Linked DNA regions of Homo sapiens: region 1 is linked to region 2. Evidence: chromatin loops called from intact Hi-C (ENCODE). Cell type or tissue: heart left ventricle. All regions are shown on one strand. Each heading gives the region's core, and the rest is flanking DNA. Links, peaks and the distances in the headings are about the cores only. Region 1 overlaps METTL4 (methyltransferase 4, N6-adenosine). Region 2 overlaps EMILIN2 (elastin microfibril interfacer 2).

What was found. Peaks named below come from ENCODE experiments on the same cell type or tissue, not always from the same donor. Only the 100,000 strongest peaks of a DNase experiment are listed, where the experiment ranks them.
Region 1: a loop joins it to region 2, with 5 times the contacts of the local background. A loop is called at or near these places in 2 of 110 quality-filtered maps.

The regions. Positions count from the first base shown.
Region 1 is chr18:2,560,888-2,570,844 of GRCh38, reverse strand. It overlaps METTL4 (methyltransferase 4, N6-adenosine), which reads left to right. Exons shown (of 9, transcript NM_022840.5): 2 at 3,191-4,024; 3 at 6,986-7,048. The coding sequence starts at 3,629. It also overlaps the pseudogene LOC100128926. Among named protein-coding and RNA genes, the nearest start is that of METTL4, 5.6 kb to the left of the region's middle. RefSeq lists an enhancer at 1-247. In heart left ventricle, for the core only: no CTCF peak of the experiment used is centred there; no DNase peak of the experiment used is centred there.
Region 2 is chr18:2,889,799-2,899,755 of GRCh38, reverse strand. EMILIN2 (elastin microfibril interfacer 2) reads right to left here. Exons shown (of 8, transcript NM_032048.3): 4 at 7,270-9,195. Among named protein-coding and RNA genes, the nearest start is that of EMILIN2, 48 kb to the right of the region's middle. In heart left ventricle, for the core only: no CTCF peak of the experiment used is centred there; a DNase peak (open chromatin) is centred at 5,445; H3K27ac peaks cover 1,644 bases.

The DNA of each region.
Region 1 (9,957 bases), core at 1,113-9,112, 330 kb after region 2:
GAGAGTGGTGGTGATGAAAGATCTCACAGCTCCAGGAAGTCTGGATACTTGGGTCTGGTAGCAATTGTGCCATTAACTAGCGTTGTTATTTTTGGGCAGCTTGCCTTTCTGCTCTGAGTTTCAATTTTCCCGTCTGAATTTCTAGCTCTCACTAGCCATTCCAGGACCCTTTTCACCTCAGCTGTGGCCTATGAAGGGGATGGGGAGGAACCAAGGATTATATTAATATAAAAATTATATGAAAATTAGGCAACCGTCTGATAATAAAAAGTCTCCTTGTGGAATACTGTTAGGTTAAACTTTACCTACAGATTGTTAAATCCTTAGCACTAATGTTTTCCCCAGAAAAGATTAATGGAAACATCATTTGCTTTTCTGACTAGATAGTTGCTGCTTCCAAAGGTGGTTTTACACAAATACAAAATTAAAAACACCTTTAGTACAGAAATAATTGCTTGTATTTCGGTATACATTCACAGTACAGTTCAGCATTTAGTGGTCCTGCTAGCAATTTGCCAGGAAGTCAAGCCTGCCAATTTCCTGATATTCCTGCTGTGCACCCCAACTTCTTAATCCCTGCTGAGGATCTTGAGAAGCAGCAGCACCAAAACCAAAGTAGGCACCAAATTCAAGGTTCTTTTGGTTCCGGTTGTCACATTTCAAGCTAGACTCCAATAGATGGAAGGATGATCACATGTGAGCCCTGTTTAAAACTTCAATTTTTAAGAGCAAGCACAATTGCAGGAAAAGAAAACAATTCAGAGGGATCATGTGTGCTTACAGTTGTCTTCATGTGGCCTTTTCCCAGGTTTAACCACCAAGGACCCTGACAGCCGGGGTGTCTGAATAACCCTGGTGACTCTTTTCACCATATCAAAACCTGAGTTAAAAGGCTGATGATAACAGCAGAAGGTGGCAGGGCTGAGGACCCACTATTAATTTCCTAGGCTGGTGGAGAGTGAATAAATGTTCTTCCAACCTTACCTTATGGCTTCTGGTCAAAGCAAAGAAGTGTCGTGGAAAGTGTTGGGTGGTGACAGTGCAAAAAGAGACTTGACGGGGAGGGAGCAGCATCTCTTGATAAAGGTGGGGAAGAGAAGATATGGGGAAAGCCCTGAATTCCTCATGGAAGGCGAATCTCAGAGGGGAGCGGAGCAGAGGGCTTATGATCTGTGCTTTGGCCAAGGGTGGGAGTGGAAGAGGTGGGGACAGGACAGTGGTTTGGAAGGAGCATCACTGAATACTTAAACTGAGTGCCCACACACTCAGCAGTGGTCCCACAGGCTGTGATCTTCACGTCTACTCTAACAAGCCTCCCAGGCTAGAGGGCTGTTGCAGTGGGTGGGGGTGGGAGGAAGGGAGAGCGGTAGGGGGAGAAGGCGGAGACTCCAGGCCATGTAAGGAGAAGCAAGGTGATTGTGTGGTCTTTCCACAGTTGAATTAGATGTACCCCACCAGTTATGATGGGAATCAATTTAAATATACTTGCTTGATCCTGTCGCTTGACAGGATGATTTGTTATAGCACAACTTACATAATTCAAATGGACAAAAAAGTTAGTATCATTCACAGTATCTTAAGATACATTTCTTTTGAATAGGAGCATCCTTTCTAGTACTGTGAGGTCTACAAGATGTATCTAGAAAATTTACTACTGTTGAAAATGAAGACTGCTTAAATTGAATGGGTGTGGGGAAAAGGGACTATGGTTTTTCTTTTTGATTAATTACTGTAACAGTGTCTTTCAGGCTGCTGAGGGAGTTTCATGTTTTCTTTAGATGTCATTAGCTGTTCAACCTCTTCCAAGACAACTTTGATGCTATCTGAATTCTGCTATTTAGCTAGCACTGAAATGGCTCTTGAGTCCACCACTCCTTTAGAATAGCATTAATTTTTGTTACACATCTTACAAAGGGGAGTGCTGCTGGGTATTTAGGTCCACATTCTATTTTAAAGCTGTATATTCAGTTTTTGTAAATTGTTCTTGAAGGCCCAATTATCATCCCTGTCCATTTGGTAAGTGTCATGTCTTTATCATCTTCTAGACTCTAGCTATCTGTGCCATCTCATACTCCCTTTTTTTTTTTTTTTTGAGACGTAGTTTCACTCTTGTTGCCCTGGCTGGAGTGCAGTAGTGCAGTCTCGGCTCACTGCAACCTCTCCCTCCTGGGTTCAAGTGATTCTCATGCCTCAGCCTTCTGAGTAACTGGGATTACAGGCGCATGCCACCAAGCCCAGCTAATTTTTGTACTTTTAGTAGACGCAGCGTTTCACCATGTTGGCCAGGCAGGTCTTGAACTCCCGACCTCAGGGGATCTGCCCGCCTCGGCCTCCCAAAGTGCTGCGATTACAGGCGTGGGCCACCATGCCCAGCCACTCCTTTCTAACCTTCAGGTTCTTCCAACAGTTGGAAATTGAGAGGTACTCCTACTCCTGAGCCTGTGGTGACTGCCATCATGTGTCACTGTCACTCTTAGGCTCGCCCCTTCTTCCCTCTAATTCATTTCTGACACTATTTCTATCTTTAGATAGTGTCACATCTCCCAAATTCATTGTACAGACATGAATGATTACATCATTGGTCACTGGTGATCAACTCAGCCTTCATCCCTGCACTCAGTAAGGCTACAGGGGCGGTGAGCCAGGAACTGTGGATGAAAACCAATGTACATCATAATCTCACTCATGGAGTTAGAAATTTGAATCTAAATGCTGTGATTATTAATTGTGCCATTAAGCACTCATTTATTTCTTATTCTGTCCCCTCTTAAGTTCTCCACTGCACTGGATTTAGAAAGCAATATCTAGAACTCTAATCCATCTTTTGAAAAAAGGTTAGTTCTGAGAAACCTAGTTATCCAAGGGGTACTGCTCAGAACCAATTACAGATCTAGACTCTTAACCTTGCGGTTTTGCTAGGGTTTAGTGCTTCTGATGTGCTGGTAAAATTGCATTTTCTCTGACTAGAACAATTTTTTCTTTTTACCTTATTACTCCATTGGTAGTAGTGATTAAGTAGGGAAGATGATACTGGAGAATGGGCTGACTTACTATGACAAGTGTAGTTTGCAAAAACGAGGGATTACCTGCTAACAGCACCTTCTGAAATTCTATGCCCCTCTCTAGATAGGTTTATCTCATTAAAAAGGGTGAATTCACGTAGCTAATGTAGTGTTCTTTGCTTTTACAGGCTACTTTGTCCTTTTAAGGATTCAATGACTTCCTGACTTGGAGGATGTGGACCTAGTGGCTAGACCCAAGGACCAAAGCAAGAAGTCGTGGGGGGCCCAGGAAGACAGGAGGATCACATTGGGATTCCAGACATAAGATCAGGTTTTAACCCCCTTTGGCCAAATTTTGGCTGAAAATGTTGAATTATCAACTCTGAAATTAAAAAGAAAGTTTATATTAAAACATTGCAATTTTCCTTAGAATTTCTGTATATATTAACATCATGAATGATAAATTCTCTTCAATGTGCATGTCAGGTTTTTGTACTTGTATATCAAATCTATCTGTGTGTATGAAGTGTATGTTTATTGAAATACAAGATATTTAAGAAGCTGATCTGGAAAGTTGGATTTTCATTCTAGTTCCTAATTCCCAGAGGCTTTTTTAAAGGAAGGGAATGTCTGTGGTACACCAGTTGTCAGCTGGGTGGTTACTGGATCATCTTTCTTTTATCAACAAGATAAACTATCAACTTCACCAGCATCATGAACCTTGTTGCCGTAAAAAGGAGTTCACTACTTCTGTTCACTTTGAGTCTCTTCAAATGGATTCTGTGTCCTCCTCTGGAGTCTGTGCTGCATTTATTGCTTCTGACTCTTCCACTAAGCCAGAGAATGATGATGGAGGAAATTATGAAATGTTCACACGAAAATTTGTTTTTCGACCTGAACTGTTTGATGTCACCAAACCTTATATAACTCCAGCTGTTCATAAAGAATGCCAGCAAAGTAATGAAAAGGAAGATCTGATGAATGGTGTTAAAAAAGAAATCTCCATTTCTATTATTGGGAAGGTAGAAAGTTTTAAGAAATATTTATTTTTCTCCAGAAAACATAATTGAGATTTATTATCTAAATGTCTTAAATATCTGGTGATTCGTTAAGTATAAAGAAGAATCAGTAAAACCCAAAAAGGCTTTAGCATATCTGAAATAATTTGTAGCTTTTTTCTAGCTTCAACTATTCTTAGAAGACCAAATTGCATAGTATTTCAAAAATAAGCAAAGTTGGCTGGGAAGTGAATTCTCTGTAAATTAAGCAAAGAAAATAAACCCAGACAGCAAAAAAACAAACAAAAAGCCAAACAAAAAACTCCCCCAAAACCCTTTTCTTGATTAGGCATTTGTATTAATTGAATATGTTTACAACTGTTTTTGCTTTAAAAAAAAAGTTTTTCTACAAAATTTCTAAGCAGTAAGTGGTATTTCGGAGGTTTTTAGAGAGCTATCCCTTGGAGATACGTAATAAAAGTTTGTAAGAAGGGTGATTGTTTTAAAAGTTTCTAGTGATACAAGTAGAAAGCTCCTGTGGTAAATATACCCGTTTGTAAAGTATATGTATTTGTATATTCACACTGGTGCAATCTTTTAGTAGAGTTTTGGGAATGCCATACAGGATCAAATTAATTATGCTTTAATACTTTTTATCTCTTTCAGGAATTTAGAGGTGATTTTACAAAGTCCATTTTAGATATCTGATATCAGCATTGTCTTTTTTACTTATTTTTATTTATTTGTTTATTTTATTTATTTATTTATTTATTTATTTATTTATTTATTTATTTATTTGAGACAGAGTCTTGCTCTGTCACCCAAGCTGGAGTGCAGTGGTGCTATCTCAGCTCACTGCAAGCTCCGCCTCCCGGGTTCACGCCATTCTCCTGCCTCAGCCTCCCGAGCAGCTGGGACTACAGGCGCTTGCCACCACGCCTGGCTAATTTTTTGTATTTTTAGTAGAGACGGGGCTTCACTGTGTTAAGCCAGGGTGATCTTGATCTCCTGACCTCGTGATCTGCCCACCTCGGCTTGAGCCACTGCACCCGGCCTCAACATTTTCTTTTTTAGTGATAGGATTAACATTCATTACTCACCGAACAAACGTTTGAGCTCTTTCTATGTGCCATTGTATGCAGAGTGATGAAACAAGATAAACATAATCCCTCCCTGATGGATCTTATAATTCGGTGAAGAAGAAAGATATTAAATACGAAAGTTTGTTGAGAATTAGAATAAGGAAAGTAATAAAGAAAATACATTTTCTGAAATGGAACTTTTTAATATTGTGACTTTTTTCTTGTGCATATTCTTCTTTTTTTTAATTTTAATTTTAATTTTTAAGTTCACAGGTACATGTATAGGTTTGTTATATAGATACATTTGTGTCATGGGGTTTTGTTGTACAAATTATTTCATCACCCAGGTATTAAGCCTAGTACCCATTAGTTATTTGTCCTGATCCTTTCCCTCCTCCCATCCTCTGACCTCCATCTTCCAGTAGGCCCCAGTATCTGTTGCTCCCCTCTGTGTGTTCATGTGTTGATCCCCCTTTTTTTTTTTGAGACGGAGTCTTGCTCTGTTTCCCAGGCTGGAGCGCAGTGGCGTGATCTCGGTTCACTGAAACCTCTGCCTCTCAGGTTCAAGCAATTCTCCTGTCTCAGCCTCCCGAGTAGCTGGGATTATGTGTGTCCACCACCATACCCGGCCAATTTTTTGTATTTTTAGTAGACACCTTGTTGGCCAAGCTGGTCTTGAACTCCTGATCTCAGGTGATCCACCTGCCTCGGCCTCCCAAAGTGCTGAGATTACAGGTGTGAGCCACCATGCCCAGTCCCCTTTTTCCTTTCATCAAATATTTATTGATCATTTACTACGTGTCACACACAGAAAAGAAAATATTTAGCATTGTCCGAGGTCTTAGTAAAATAGTATGTTGTAATATAAGTAATTCAGATAATAACAAGCCTTTGTAAAGGACTTTATAGTTTACAGGGTATGGGCATTAATTTTTAATGTTTAATCTCTCAGGTTGGGTAAATTTCTTATAACATGGAAAAAAATAGATGAACCTATGTAATAAATGTAATCTTGATGACACCTTCTGATATGCTAAAGCAAATTATACAATATTAAGTCCATTTATTTATTTAGCCAACAGACATTTATTGTTAGCATGCTAAGAGTTTGACACAAGGTAAGCACTGGAGTTTCAGCCATAAAAAGTACTAAGTCCTTACTCTATATTGTTAGATATAGAACAGTGTCAATATAAATCTGATTCATACCTAACCCTCATCAGTCATAAGCACATTGGAATTTCTTTTGATGATAGCACCTGGCTAGTTTCTCTTCTCAGAAATAAAGGAAATTGAGAATAACTATACCATATATAAAGTGATAGATGGCACTGGTAACTTCATACGGTGTCATAGTTTCCTTGTATTTCATGGGTGCTGATGCTACACTTTATCATGTGGAACTAGTTCTTTTTTTTGAGACAGAGTCTCGCACACCATTCTCCTGCCTCAGCCTCCCAAGTAGCTGGGACTACAGGCGCCTGCCACCATGCCTGGCTAATTTTTTTTTTTTTTGTATTTTTAGTAGAGATGGGGTTTCACCATGTTAGCCGGGATGGTCTCGATCTTCTGACCTCGTGATCCTCCCGCCTTGGCCTCCCAAAGTGCTGGGATTACAGGCGTGAGCCACCGTGCCCGGCCAGAACTAGTTCTTATTAATAGCAGATAAAGCTGAGGTGACCTTTTACAATCCATTTTGTTTATGTTGTTGTTTTTAATTTACTTTGGGAAAGCTTACCTCCTCACTCCATACCCTTTGCATTGATTTTGACCTCAGTAGACAATTACTACTATTAATTATTAATTATTATTAGACAGATATAAGACATAAATAATGTTATAATGAAAAAGCAAAATATTAATGGCAACATAACTTTTCCCCTGTAATTGATCTACCCTTTAGAAGCGTAAAAGATGTGTTGTTTTCAATCAAGGTGAATTGGATGCTATGGAATACCATACAAAGGTAAGTGTAAAATGTTCATTGATCACATTGGAAGATTAATGTGAAGTAGTAGAAAATAAATGGACAACATAAATAAGGATTTTTTTTCAAAATCAAGCAATCATTTTGATCAGGCTTAGCACTTAATATATTTATTGTTAATTTTATAGTAATGCACAGTTTAAACCAGTTTTGTCTTTTTTTTTTTTTTTTTTTTGAGGCAGAGTCTCATTCTGTTGCCCAGGCTGGAGTGGAGTGGTAGTGGTGTGATCTCAGCTCACTGTAGCCTCTGCCTCCTGGGTTCAAGCAATCTCATGCCTTGGCCTCCTCTGAGTAGCTGGGATTATAGGCGTGTGCCACCATGCCCTGCTAATTTTTTGTATTTTTAGTAGAGATGGTGTTTCACCATGTTGGCCAGGCTGGTCTCAAACTACTGAGCTCTGGCCATCCGCCAGCCTCAGCCTCCCAAAGTGCTAGGATTTTACAGGAGTGAGCGACTGCATCCAGCCTAAACCAGTTTTTATTGAAACTTCATGTACTTCTATTAGTTTAAATATTTAACAAAGTAAACTTATGCTATATTGGTTAAGTTTAGAGATTTTAGAGATTATAAAATCCTATTGTCTAGATAAAACAATATATTAAGAGAGTGGCAGAAGAGAGCATGAGTAATGTGAAGGATATGTTTCTAGAACATAGCGATAAATGAGATCAGAGAGTTAAAGAAATGAGAAGAAACAGAATGAACACAAATATTTTAAGCTTAATTTTTTTTTCCATGGAGCACCTTTGAAATGGCAAAATTCAGTCTGGAATTCGGTCTTGTTGAATTAATGTGATGGTAGAACCCTGGGTTTTTTTTCCCTTTCTTTCTTGTTGTAGTAGAATATACATAAAATTTTCCATTTTTAACCATTTTTAAGTGTAAAATTCTGCGGCATTAAATACATTCACAATGTTGTACCACACCACTGCTGTTCATCTCTAGTACTTTTTCATCATCCCAAACTGGAACTCTACCATTATTTAATAACTCCCCATCCCCCCGTCCCCCAGCTGCTGGTATCCTTTATTCTACTCACTGTCTCTGTGAATTTGCCTATGGTAGATATTTCATATAAGTGGAATCATACAATGTTCATCTTTTTGTATCTGGCTAATTTCATTTAGCATAATGTCTTCAAGGTTCATCCATGTTGTAGCATTTATCAGAATTTCCTTTTTAAGGGCGAATAATATTTCATTGTTTGTATATACTACATTTTGTTTATTCATTTATTTGTTCATGGTCATTTGGGTTGTTTCCACATTTTGGCTATTATGAATAATGTTTCTGTGAACATTGGTGTACAAGTATCTGTTTTGAGTCCCTGCTTTTTTTAGGTATATACCCAGAAGTGGAATTGTTGGATTAGCTTTTATGTTTAACTTTCATTTTTTCTTTTGAGACAGGGTCTCACCGTGTTGCCCAGGCTGGAGTGCAGTGGTGCAGTCATGGCTCACCGTGGCTTTGAACTCTTGGGCTCAAGTGATCCTCTTGCCTCAGCCTCCTGAGTAGATGGGACTACAGGCATGTGCCACCACGCTCAGCTAATTTTTTATTTTTTTGTAGAGATAAGGTCTTAACTATGTTGCCCAGGCTGGTCTTGAACTCCTGGGCTCAAGCAGTCCTCCTGCCTTGGCCTCCCAAAGTGCTGGGAATACAGACAAGAGCCACTGTATGCAGCCCCTGCCCCCCTTTTTTTTAATCATAGCCATTTTGACGGATATAAAGTGGTATCTTATTGTGGTTTTCGTAAACACATTGGGTTTTAAATGTTCTGAAGACAGCTGAATACACAAATGTTAAATCCCTCAATGTGAGCAGTTTATCTGTTAATTTTGGAAATACACTTATTTTCTGGAAATGACACTTGCAAGGTTAACTGCAGAAATACCAGGAAAATCCAGGGTATTTATATCTATAAAAAAATTAATAAGATTTACTTTCACTTTAAAGTTTACATGAAATTAGAGAATAGAATTTCTTGAATTCATGTATATTCTAATTGCTAAATACTTGTATTAATCATAAATACAAATTATGAAATGTGCTGCAGAATGGAATCAAACTCTTAAAAAGTAGTAGGACAGAATATTTGCTGAATCAGATTTAGAGGTTTGACTATCCGGTAGTGCCAGTCCTGCCCATCCCCATCCTTTTCTCATCACTCCTCTTTTTAATAAATTTGTTTTCTTTCCCCATATAAATTTTAGGATCAATGATAACATCTAGTTAGAAAACCTGTTGCCATTTTTATGGCATCAAGTTAAATTTCTAAATTAAATTAGGGCAGTGTTGACATCTTTAAGATGTTGGTGATTCCGCCCCAAAACATGAATGTATTTTTCCATTTGCTCACGTTTTGTTTTGTCGTTGTGTAAAATTTTCTTTATAAAGGCCTTGCAGGTTTCTTGTTAAGTTGTAGTAATTTTTTGTTGTTGTATCTCTTGGATTTTCCAGATATAGAACTCTTTCAAATAGTAGTAATTTTACTTATACCTTTCCAATTATCATGTTTCTGATTTCTTCTCTAATTCTGTAGGGTGGAAATTATAATACAATATTAAAGAATATTTGTGTGCATAATAAACATAAGTAATATATGTGAGCATATTTACTTTGTCTTGTGCTTGACAAGGGGGATAATTTCATCATTAAGCATAATACTGGGTTTCAACTGAGTTGGAAATAACATGTTAGGCATATATGGAGATTGAACAGATTTTTTTTTTCTTTTTTAAAAATTTTTTTCCATGAACCTATTGATCCTATTGAAGGAGACTGAATAGATTTTTCCTATGATTCTTCCTCAATTAACCATCCTTGCATTTGCAGAATATATTCCAAATGATCATGATGTTACTATTTTTAAAATGTTCTACTGGAT
Region 2 (9,957 bases), core at 1,387-9,386:
GAGGTGGATGGATCACCTGAGGTCAGGAGTTTGAAACCAGCCTGGCCAACATGGTGAAACCCTGTCTCTACTAAAAATACAAAATTAGTGGGTCGTGGTGGTGGGCGCCTGTAATCCCAGCTATTCGGGTGGCTGAGGCAGGAGAATTGCTTGAACCCAGGAGGCAGAGGTTGCAGTGAGCCGAGATTGTGCCACTGCACTCCAGCCTGGGTGACAGAGCAAGACTCCGCTGAAAAAAAATAAAATAGCAAGAAAGAAATTCACAAGCTGTTTCTAAAATTTATATGGAAGCGCATAGGAGGATCTATACTGCTTGATTTTAAGACTCACTATAAAGCTAAATGAGTAAGCCACCAGGAGAGACCTCAAAAACTGGAACAGAATCGAGTCCGTAAGTGGGCTCACACAAAGCTGACTTCTATTGGTGGCGCAGTGTCAGTCAGTGGTTCATTCTGTGTCCTCCCTCCCCCCCACCTCCTCTTTCTTTTTGGGCACAGCTTACCTGGGGTGGGTAGATCCCTCTGCCTCTGGGGTAGCCTTCAATTTCCAGGACTAGAGCTAGCGGTTTTTTTTAGTTATAAATTTAATTACAAATTCCTGGCCCTCACCTCATCCCTGCTGCTGAGCAGCGATCTCCTGAGTGAGCCGAGGAGTTTTTTGTTTTTGTTTTTTTTAAAGATCCCAGAGGCATTTATGCATGCAGCTCTGGGAAAGCTCCATTCTCCGAACACTGCAGCTCTAAGTTCAAGGCTAAGATGCAGTAGAGCAGCTGCGGTTTACACGAACCAAAGGGCATCGTAGAAACCTGGTGCCTACAGGATAAAGGGGGCGAGTTGTCAGGAGTTCCCTATGGCCTGAATATAAGCAATTTATTGAGCCTTTATATGTTTATAAAACTCTAAGTCCATCATGCTACCTTGGGCCTAAACTCTCCCCAAACTCAGCTGATTTTGAGTTGGGGCAAAGGGGTCAGAATGTTGGCATCAGGCAGTGCCCTGGCCAGGCTTTCTGGTTAAATAGTTATTTGACAAGGCTGTGCTTTTTCATTCTTATAGCTTAACTCAATAAAAATAGTACGCTTAAACCTGCAGCACTCCTAAAAGAAACGCTATGATGAAAATTACTCAGAGACATGAGCAGAAAGGGGTGGGAGAGCAGAAAAAGGAAGTGATGCCATTATCTCTAGTGTGCTGAGATCTAAGAGACATCTGTCTCTACTTGGAAGCGTGACATCTGGAAAGAGAAGTCCCCTGCACACAGCTACGTCCCTCTGCCTTCCCTTCCTGCTCGCCACCAGCACCCCTTCCTTCCTCTACCGGGAGAGGAACAGTGGGAAGGCAGGGTCCAGCTGAGGCTCAACCTGTGTGTGGGGCCAGGGGAAGCTAAAGCCAGCTGGGGAGGGCGGGCTGCCCCATTCTCCACATGCTGCTGCCACTGGGCTGCAGGCCGGGCTAGTCCTGGGTCCCAGGCAGGGAGTCAGCCTCTGCTGGTCACCCAGTGCCTGGGAGGCAGACCCTGTGGCCAGGACACACCCCCACTTGTGGGGATACCTGTGAGTAATTCCCTATGAATCACTCATGGGTCACTCAGACTCGAGTGGGGGTAAGGCTGGGCAACTTGGGAAAAAGGAACAAAAGAGGATGCCTGCTGAGAGAGTGTGAAGGCCTGATGCTCCCCGCACCTGTGAAAATGGGAGCGAGTCCATCTGGGAAGGAGGGCTCAACTCCGTGGCTACACTGCATAGGGAATAAAGGGCCTCGAGCCTCCTTTCCATTTATAACCTAATTTGTTCATAAGTGATGAGATTCTGCTCAAAAAAACTATCGATACACGAGATACATGAAGCTGTGAATGCTGAAAAGGGAGATCTCTAGGCTTTTTTTTTTTTTTTAAAGAGACAGGATTATGCTGTACTGCTCAGGCTGGAGTGCAGTGGTGTGATCATAGCTCACTGCAGCCTCAGACTCCTGGGCTCAAGGGGTCCTCCTGCCTCAGCCTCTCAAGTAGGTGGAATCACAGGTGCACATCACCACACCCAGCTAATGTTTAATTTGTACAGACAGGATCTCACTGTGTTGCCCAGGCTGGTCTTGAACGCCTGTGCTCAAGTGATCCTGCTGCCTTGGCCTCCCAAAGTGTTGGGATTACAGGCATGAGCCACCGCGCCCAGCCATTTCTAAGGCTTTTTATACTGTCTATTTGAACGCTAATTTTAAAAACAAGAAAAAGGGAAAGCAAGAAAAACAAAAAAACCTGTGGCCACCTACAGCATCACCGGAGCCACCAGGGCCCTTCACCCTGTGTCTGCTGTGTTTACAGGCCCTCTCTCTTCCAAGGCTGGAGGCCTGGGGGTTTATAGGTAGAGAAAGGGAGAAAAGTTCAGTCATGAATAGATTAAACATCCATTCTAGGGTATGGAGGGTTTAAGTAATAGGTAATTTTCCTGAGTGATTACTAAGTCCAGGACATTAGTTAATCCTCCACTGTTTACAAGCATGGATGAGCAGGGATTTCAACGGAAGTAATCACTCCCCAGCTCAAAATCCTTCAATAGTTTCTCACGGTACTTAAAATCCAACTCCTTTATCACAGCCTAGAAAGCCTGCCTGATCTCATTCCTACCCTCGCTTTGACCTCATTGCTGATGACCTTCTGCCTTGCTTATACGCTTGGCCATACCACTATTCTGGGTTTTTCAAAAGAACTTCCTCATAGCCTTTGAGAATGCTGTTCCCTCTGCCTGGACCATTTTCTCAAAAGTATATATTTTTTTGTATTTTTTGTAGGGACAGGGACTCCCTGTGTTGCCCAGGCTGGTCTCGAACTCTTGGGCTCAAGCGATACACCCGTCTGAGCCTCGCAAAGTGCTGGGATTACAGGCGTAAGCCACTGTGCCCAGACTTGTGGACCTTTTGTCTCCCGACCCCCATCTCCAAAAAAAAAATTGTCCAGGTGCACTGGCTCATGCCCGTAATTCCCAGCACATGTAATTACAGCACATGCCTGAATCCCAGGCTGAGGCAGGCGAATCACTGGAGTCCAAGAGTTTGAGACCAGCCTGGGCAACATGGTGAAACCCATCTCTAAAAAAATAAATAAATAAATAACAAAAAATTAGCTGGGTGCGATGGCACGTGCCAGTAGTACTAGCTACCTGGGTGGCTGAGGTGGGAGGATCACCTGAACCTAGGAAAGTTGAGGCTGCAGTTAGCTGTGATTGCACCACTGTACTCTAGCCTGGGTGACAGAGCAAGATCCTGTCTCAAATATATATATATCTGACCGGGTGCAATGTCTCATGCTTGTAATCCCAGCACTTTGGGAGGCTGAGATGGGTGGATCACCTGAGGTCAGGAGTTCGAGACCAGCCTGACTAACATGGTGAAACCTTGTCTCTACTAAAAATACAAAAATTAGCTGGATGTGGTGGCAGACACCTGTAATCCCAGCTACTTGGGAGGCTGAGGCAGGAGAATCGCTTGAACCCGGGAGGCGGAGGTTGCAGTGAGCCAAGATCACGCCACTGCACTCCAGCCCCAGCAACAAAGGGAGACTCCATCTCAAAAACAATTATATATATTTATTTATTCATTATATATATGCAATATATACATATGCTATATATATATATGCCCTTAACAGAAGGATATAAAAGAGACTTAGATCTATTTAAGCATCAGCTGAAGGCCCTTCTTCTCCCCTGTTGGCTGCTTCTTGGATAATTCAGCCTCACCTCAGTGATGCTTCCAAAGGAAACAGGATCTGTGAAGAGGGCAACAGGCTGAGTAGAAACACCACAGTGTGTGTTCCCGGTCTGGCGATCTGCTTACTGGTCCAAAACCATCACACATCTTCACCTCTGGATCTGTGCTCACTGTGGTAGATATCATGACCACCATTAATCCCCCTTCCCTCCCCAAACATACCAGCCACGTCACCCTTCAAGAGCAGACCTGCTTTGACAATAGAATGTGGCAGTGATGCCACTCCAGCTCTGGGCTAGCCTGTGGGAGGCCCAGCAGCTTCCACTTTCCCTTGACAGTCGCCATAGTCTGACTACTTGACACCGCCATGCTGTGAGGAAGCCCAGGTTGGCCACATGGAGAGAGGGGCCAGGTGGAGGAGCACCGAGGCACCAGACATATGACTGAGTCTTCACAGACCTTCCAGTCAACCGCAAGCTGAATGCAGCTGAGTGGGCGACTCAAGCTGATGCCACATAGAGCAGAAGAACCGCTGAGCCAAGCCCTGCCGGGGTTCCTGACCTACAGAATAATGGAAACTAATACATCTTTGTTGTTTTAAGCCAGCAAGATTTGGAATGGGTTGTTATAAAGCAATAAATAGCTAATCCACAATGTCCTCCCCTCCTGCTTTCTGAATCCCACCCATCCCTCAATCAGATCCAGTAACACCTCCTCCTGGAAGCTTCTCTCATCTCACCTTATTCCTCACCCCATCAGCCTCTGTACTCTGCTCGGTAAATACCTACACTGAGGGCTCAGCTCAGGGCTCTCTCCTGAGAATCCCTCCCTGACTTCCACTGTGGGTGCTTCTCTGAACACTCAAGGTGGCTCATGCACACCACACCCCATTCCTGTGACCATCTGTCTGCTTGTTTCCCCATCAGACTTTTATCCACATACTCCCCCACACAGCCATTACCTACCACATAATAGGGGCTCAGTAAGAGCTTATGAACTAAAGGGATAAACTGCTATGCCACAAACAATCTCATTCATCTCTCTGCAGACCTGTGAGTCTCTTTCCCACTGTGATTGCAAATGCTTTAGAATAAGGATTATGCCTACTTATCTCCAGGTCCCCCAAGAGCCTTGCACATCGTAGGCACTCAATAAACATTCTGTTGACTTTTAACTGATTGACATGTCACTTTCATTGTGACCTTAGCTCCAGATTCTCCCATGCACCTCTGATACTCAGGTTCCAGGTCTCCTAGACCTGGATGCTAGACAAGGGCAGAGGAGGCTCTGCTTGTTTATTTCTGGCTCTTTTCCAATCAATGAAATTCTCAAAACTCCATGCAGTCTACACTCACCACAATGAGTTCAGTCCAAAGGGATAATGTTTTGTATGGCACATTCTCTTTTAAAAGAATTCACCCCCCAACTCCTACTGCAACAGACAAATGCGAAAATGTTAACACAGCTTCCCACGCCACCAGGGAGTTCCAAATCAACTGGAAATATCTGATTCAACCTGTTATCGTAAGACACAGACCAGACAGCGTTGTCACCACAAGGGACAATCATTCTATGAACACATACATGGTCTTGTGACCTCTACTCAACATTCCAGAGATAGAGGAGCTGAGTGGCCCTGGAGTGGGGGAAGGGCTGGGTTATAAATAGTGAGGTGCAGTGGGCTGGACACTCGGGTGGCGGCCAGATTCCTGGTCCTCCTGGGCCTAGGTGACTCGTCATCTGCAAGATAAGCACAGTGCTCTGGGGACATCCAGGGCATTTTCCCACCTACCTCGGACCCTCTCCACCCTCCTGAGCTGCCAGGACCTGGCCCTGGCTCTCCCTGACCAAGCCAGAGCTCGCCTGCTTCCCACGTTCTAGCCTACGCTGCCTTGGGTTTTATGTCTCATCTGGGACTTGATCATAAAATCCCAAGGTTCACAGAGGCCATGAAATCTCAGTTCCTTGTGCAAGGGCCTGTGTCACCCAGAGCGGAACCAGGTCAGGGAGGTAAAAGTCCCAAAGGCAAGGATGGGAGAAAAGAAAACAGGGAGGGGGAGGTCAGGAATAGGTTCCTTCTAGCACAAAGCAGGCCCCTCAACAAGTCCCCATGGACCAAGTAAGTCTGCACTCAGTTCTGGGAGACACACAGTCATCATGGCTGGACTGCAAGAAAACAATTCTTGGACGCAGCCTGGCCTGGTTTCCATCCTGGCTCCCCCACTGAACAGCCACATGACTTTGGGCACATTTTCCCTGTTGGAAAACAGCCTTTCTGTGAGGCCATGATAGGATTCAGTCCCCCTGAAGTGACCAAGCCAGTGCTGTACATAGAAAGTGTTCAAAAACGCGAGCTCCCTCTTCCTTCCTTTCACGCCCAGACTCCGACTAGAGAGGGCTAGCTTATGTCGGAGGCTGTCTCAGAGTACAAACCCAGGTACAAGAGAAGCTCTGTCCTTTGAGAAGGCTGCGTTTAGCACCCACAAGTAACAAAAAAATCTTATTACATATATTATTCATTCATTCACATTCATTCATTCAACAAACATTTGTTGAGTGCCTAAGGTGTAGCCAGCATTGCTCTCAGCACTACTGCTGAGCTTCCTGGATGCAGGCACTATGGAGCTTTAGATACTTCCTGTCCCTAAACTGCTCTCATCCACGGTCCTGTGTCTGGAAACAAATATGACAGCATCCTATCTGCCATCAGCTAAGCCCTGAAGATGATAACGACACAGATAAAAAGTGATGCTTGAAGAGAGGTACGTAGGAGACTCCCTAGGTAGAAGAGAGGACAACACCCACTGCCCCAAGCTGTTATGCCAAAAATCTGACCCCAACTCTGAGCTCACCAGCCTGATTCTACAGATAATATTTGGCTATCCATCTGTGGGAAGAACCAGTTTTCCTTTTTTATTTTCAATGTGTTGTGAACTGATATTTTTGTAAATTACGTAGATCATGTGCTTAAATACTGCAATGTTGTTTGTTTATTTATTTGAGATGGAGCCTCACTCTGTTGCCCAGGCTGGAGTGCAGTGATGCAATCTCGGCTCACCTTAACCTCTGCCTCCCAGGTTCAAGCAATTCTCCCACCTCAGCCTCCCGACTAGCTGGGACTACAGGCGCGTGCCACCACACCCAGCTAATTTTTGTATTTTTAGTAGGGACGGATTTTCGCCATGTTGGCCAGGTTGATCTCGAATGCCTGACCTCAGGTGATCCACCCTCCTTTGACTCCCAGAGTGCTGGGATTACAGGCATGAGCCACTGCAACCAGTCTGTCAAATTATTTTAGAAGTTCCTAAATATTAACACTGAGAATATATATTTATCTTATTGCTACTCAGCACCAGATAATTCAGGCACCAATCTATGAACCACATTTGGGTAGGACTGATGGCATTTAGTTCATTCCGTGAACTGTCCAAAATCTAGCATAATACTGTCACATTTTTACCTCATGAAGTTTCAACAATATCAAAAATGAACAAAAAATTATTTTTAAAATGTTGTTGCGTGCTGCAAAGAAATACAAGAAATAGAATTGTAATATTCAACTTACTTGCTGATGGCTGAAATTTGACCAGATCTTGCAAATCAGTAGAAATCTGGAAGACGTGGCTGTAGAACTGCTGGACTGAATTCTTCAGGCCAGAAATGTCTCTGGAATGCGACCTGAGCGTTCCGTTCATCTGCCTGACACAGTTCCACAGGCTGCTGACATGCTTGTTGAGCCCCTCCTTGATCCTCTGAAGATTTCCTGAGATAGAGTCCAGCTTGCTGCAAGTTTTCTCCATATGAGACACCCTGCCCTCCACCATGGAGACCTCCCTCTGGACCCCCTGCGTGCATTCCTTACAAGCATCCAGCTCCGAGATGACCTGGCTCTGCAACCTCTGCCACCTCTCCTCCAGCTGACTGCAGCAATGAGCCACGGGGTGCTGGGGGGACGGCAGGGTGTCCACTGTCCTTTCTTGCTCACCCACCTTAGTGAACCTACCCATGCCAGCGTTTTCACCTGCTCTACAATTGCTCATTTCCTTTTGAAGATGAGTCACATCATTTTCTGTGTGGTTTAATTGAGAATAAAGAAAACTAAAATCCTGTTGAAGTTTCTGGATGGTTTGTTCGGTTTCTTGAAACTTCCTGTGCATCGTGTCGTTGAGAGATTTCAAAAGGTGCAGGCTGTCGCGTACTGCGCGGTCTTCCCTGTTTGGCAAGGCACCTTCCATCCCATGAGGCTTTCCCTGGATGTTCAGCAGGCAAATGTCTTCAACAACTTGAACTTTGTCCTTCAGGTGGTTTAATTCCATCATGACCCGTTCATCTCCTGACCCTGACACTCCTGGCAGGGCTGCTGCCCCTGGGGGACTGAGCTCTGCACCAGTGTTATTGGTCATCTGTAGGAGAACGCTCCCCAGACGGTCTTCCAGAGACTGTATTTTCTGATCAACAAGCTGCTTCAAGTCACCCACCTCTCCATTAATGGCGCCCCGAAGGGTTTCCTCAATGTAAAAGCAATGTTCTTCAGCGTTCTTCTCCGTCACATTGATCCTTGCATCGAGTTCATTCCATTTTGCATCAAAATCCACATCTGGCTCTGGAACTATAAGGCGGTCAAACTCATTGTCCAGTCTTCCATTCAGCATTCTGGTGGCTTCAGCAACTCTCTCGATTTTCTGGTCCAATGTCTTGATCTGTTGACCAATGTCACCATTCTTTTCACTGTCGCAGCAATTTGCCTGGGCTGAAGGCTCCTGTAGCCGGGCTCGGAGGTTATTTATTTCTTTTCTCAGGCTTGTTTCCTTCTCCCCTATGAGCTCTATCACTCCCAGGTAGCTGCTCCCATAGTCATCACACTGCTGCTGGAGGCCAGTGAGCTTGTACTCACATGAGTTTTTCAGGTCAGCCAGCTTTCTGTCCATGCCCTCCATGAGCTCCTCTCTCAGGGCGTCGATCTTACTGTCCACATAGGCTTGGTAGAGTTCGTTGGTTGTCATGGTCACCGTCGGGCCCTGAGCTGCTTCCTGGAGCTGTCTGAGCTGCCCTTCGTAGCCCTTCACTTTTCCATCCAGCTCTTCCAGCTTGTCACTTTTGTTCTTTAGAGTATCTTTGACTTCAGCCAATTCAGACTTGATGTCCTTCATGCCAGATTCCTTAGTGTTGAAGACACCAGGACTCTGGCCCGTTTCTGTGTCTCCACTAACAGTGGTGTCAGGCTTGGGGTGCTGGCTGCTGAGCCCTGGTGCCCGTGTTCTACTGGCATCATCCTGAGTGGCATGTTTGAGATTTTCACTCACTCCAGCAAGGGAAGACTGGAGGTCAAGAACCGTCCTTGTGAGTCGAAGAACCTTCTCCTCTAGCACCTGTATCTTCTTTTCCTGAAGTTCCTGAGGCCCCTCTTTTGGATCTACCCCCCAGCTTGGTTGTGCTGTACCAGTTGGGGACAAAGTCTTCCTGGGCTCTGAGAATTGGCTGGGTTCATTATCTGTTACAAAGATAAAGTTGGACATGAATGAACATTTTCTACCTTTAGCCAGATTCTGCCAAGACAATAAACAAGGTACCTACAAAATACATGTACATCTTCACTTACAGGTCACTACACAATTGTAGGTAAGTACTGTGGTACAGTAGAAAAGAGTATGGGCTTTGTAGTCAAATAGACCTCTACTTGCATTCTGGCTCTGCTATTTACTGTTTGTCCTTGAGCAAGTTAACTAACTTCTGTGAACTATAATCCTCTCATCTATAAAGAAGAACAGCTTCTAGAGCTGTTAAAATAATATGTACATGACACCTATTAGATAATCAATGGTCTCTTTCACCCTGAGGGGAAATATTCATTATCCGCTTTATCATATGAACACTTCATTCCCATATTAGTGAACTGCAGCCACACCCCAAGAGTTGACTGCATACAGTAAAACCACAAGAAACCACTTTAGCAAGATCCACCCATTAGCTGTTGGATGGTGATATCATATGATATCATATTTTCTGATGTTATCCTCAAAGCAGTGCCTGAATGTTTTGTCCTTTACTTTCATTAACATCTCTGTGCTCAAAGAGTCTCACAGACATTGTTTAGCCCTGCTTGCAGTTTGGGAGACAAAAAGCAACAGAGATAAAGCAACTATTCATCAGTGTCTCCTAGCAACAGCACCGTCTGACCATATATAGTAAGATTCACTACGTCAAAGAATGCAAATATTGAAAGCTGGTCAGGGAGGTGGTGTGTGCCTGTAGT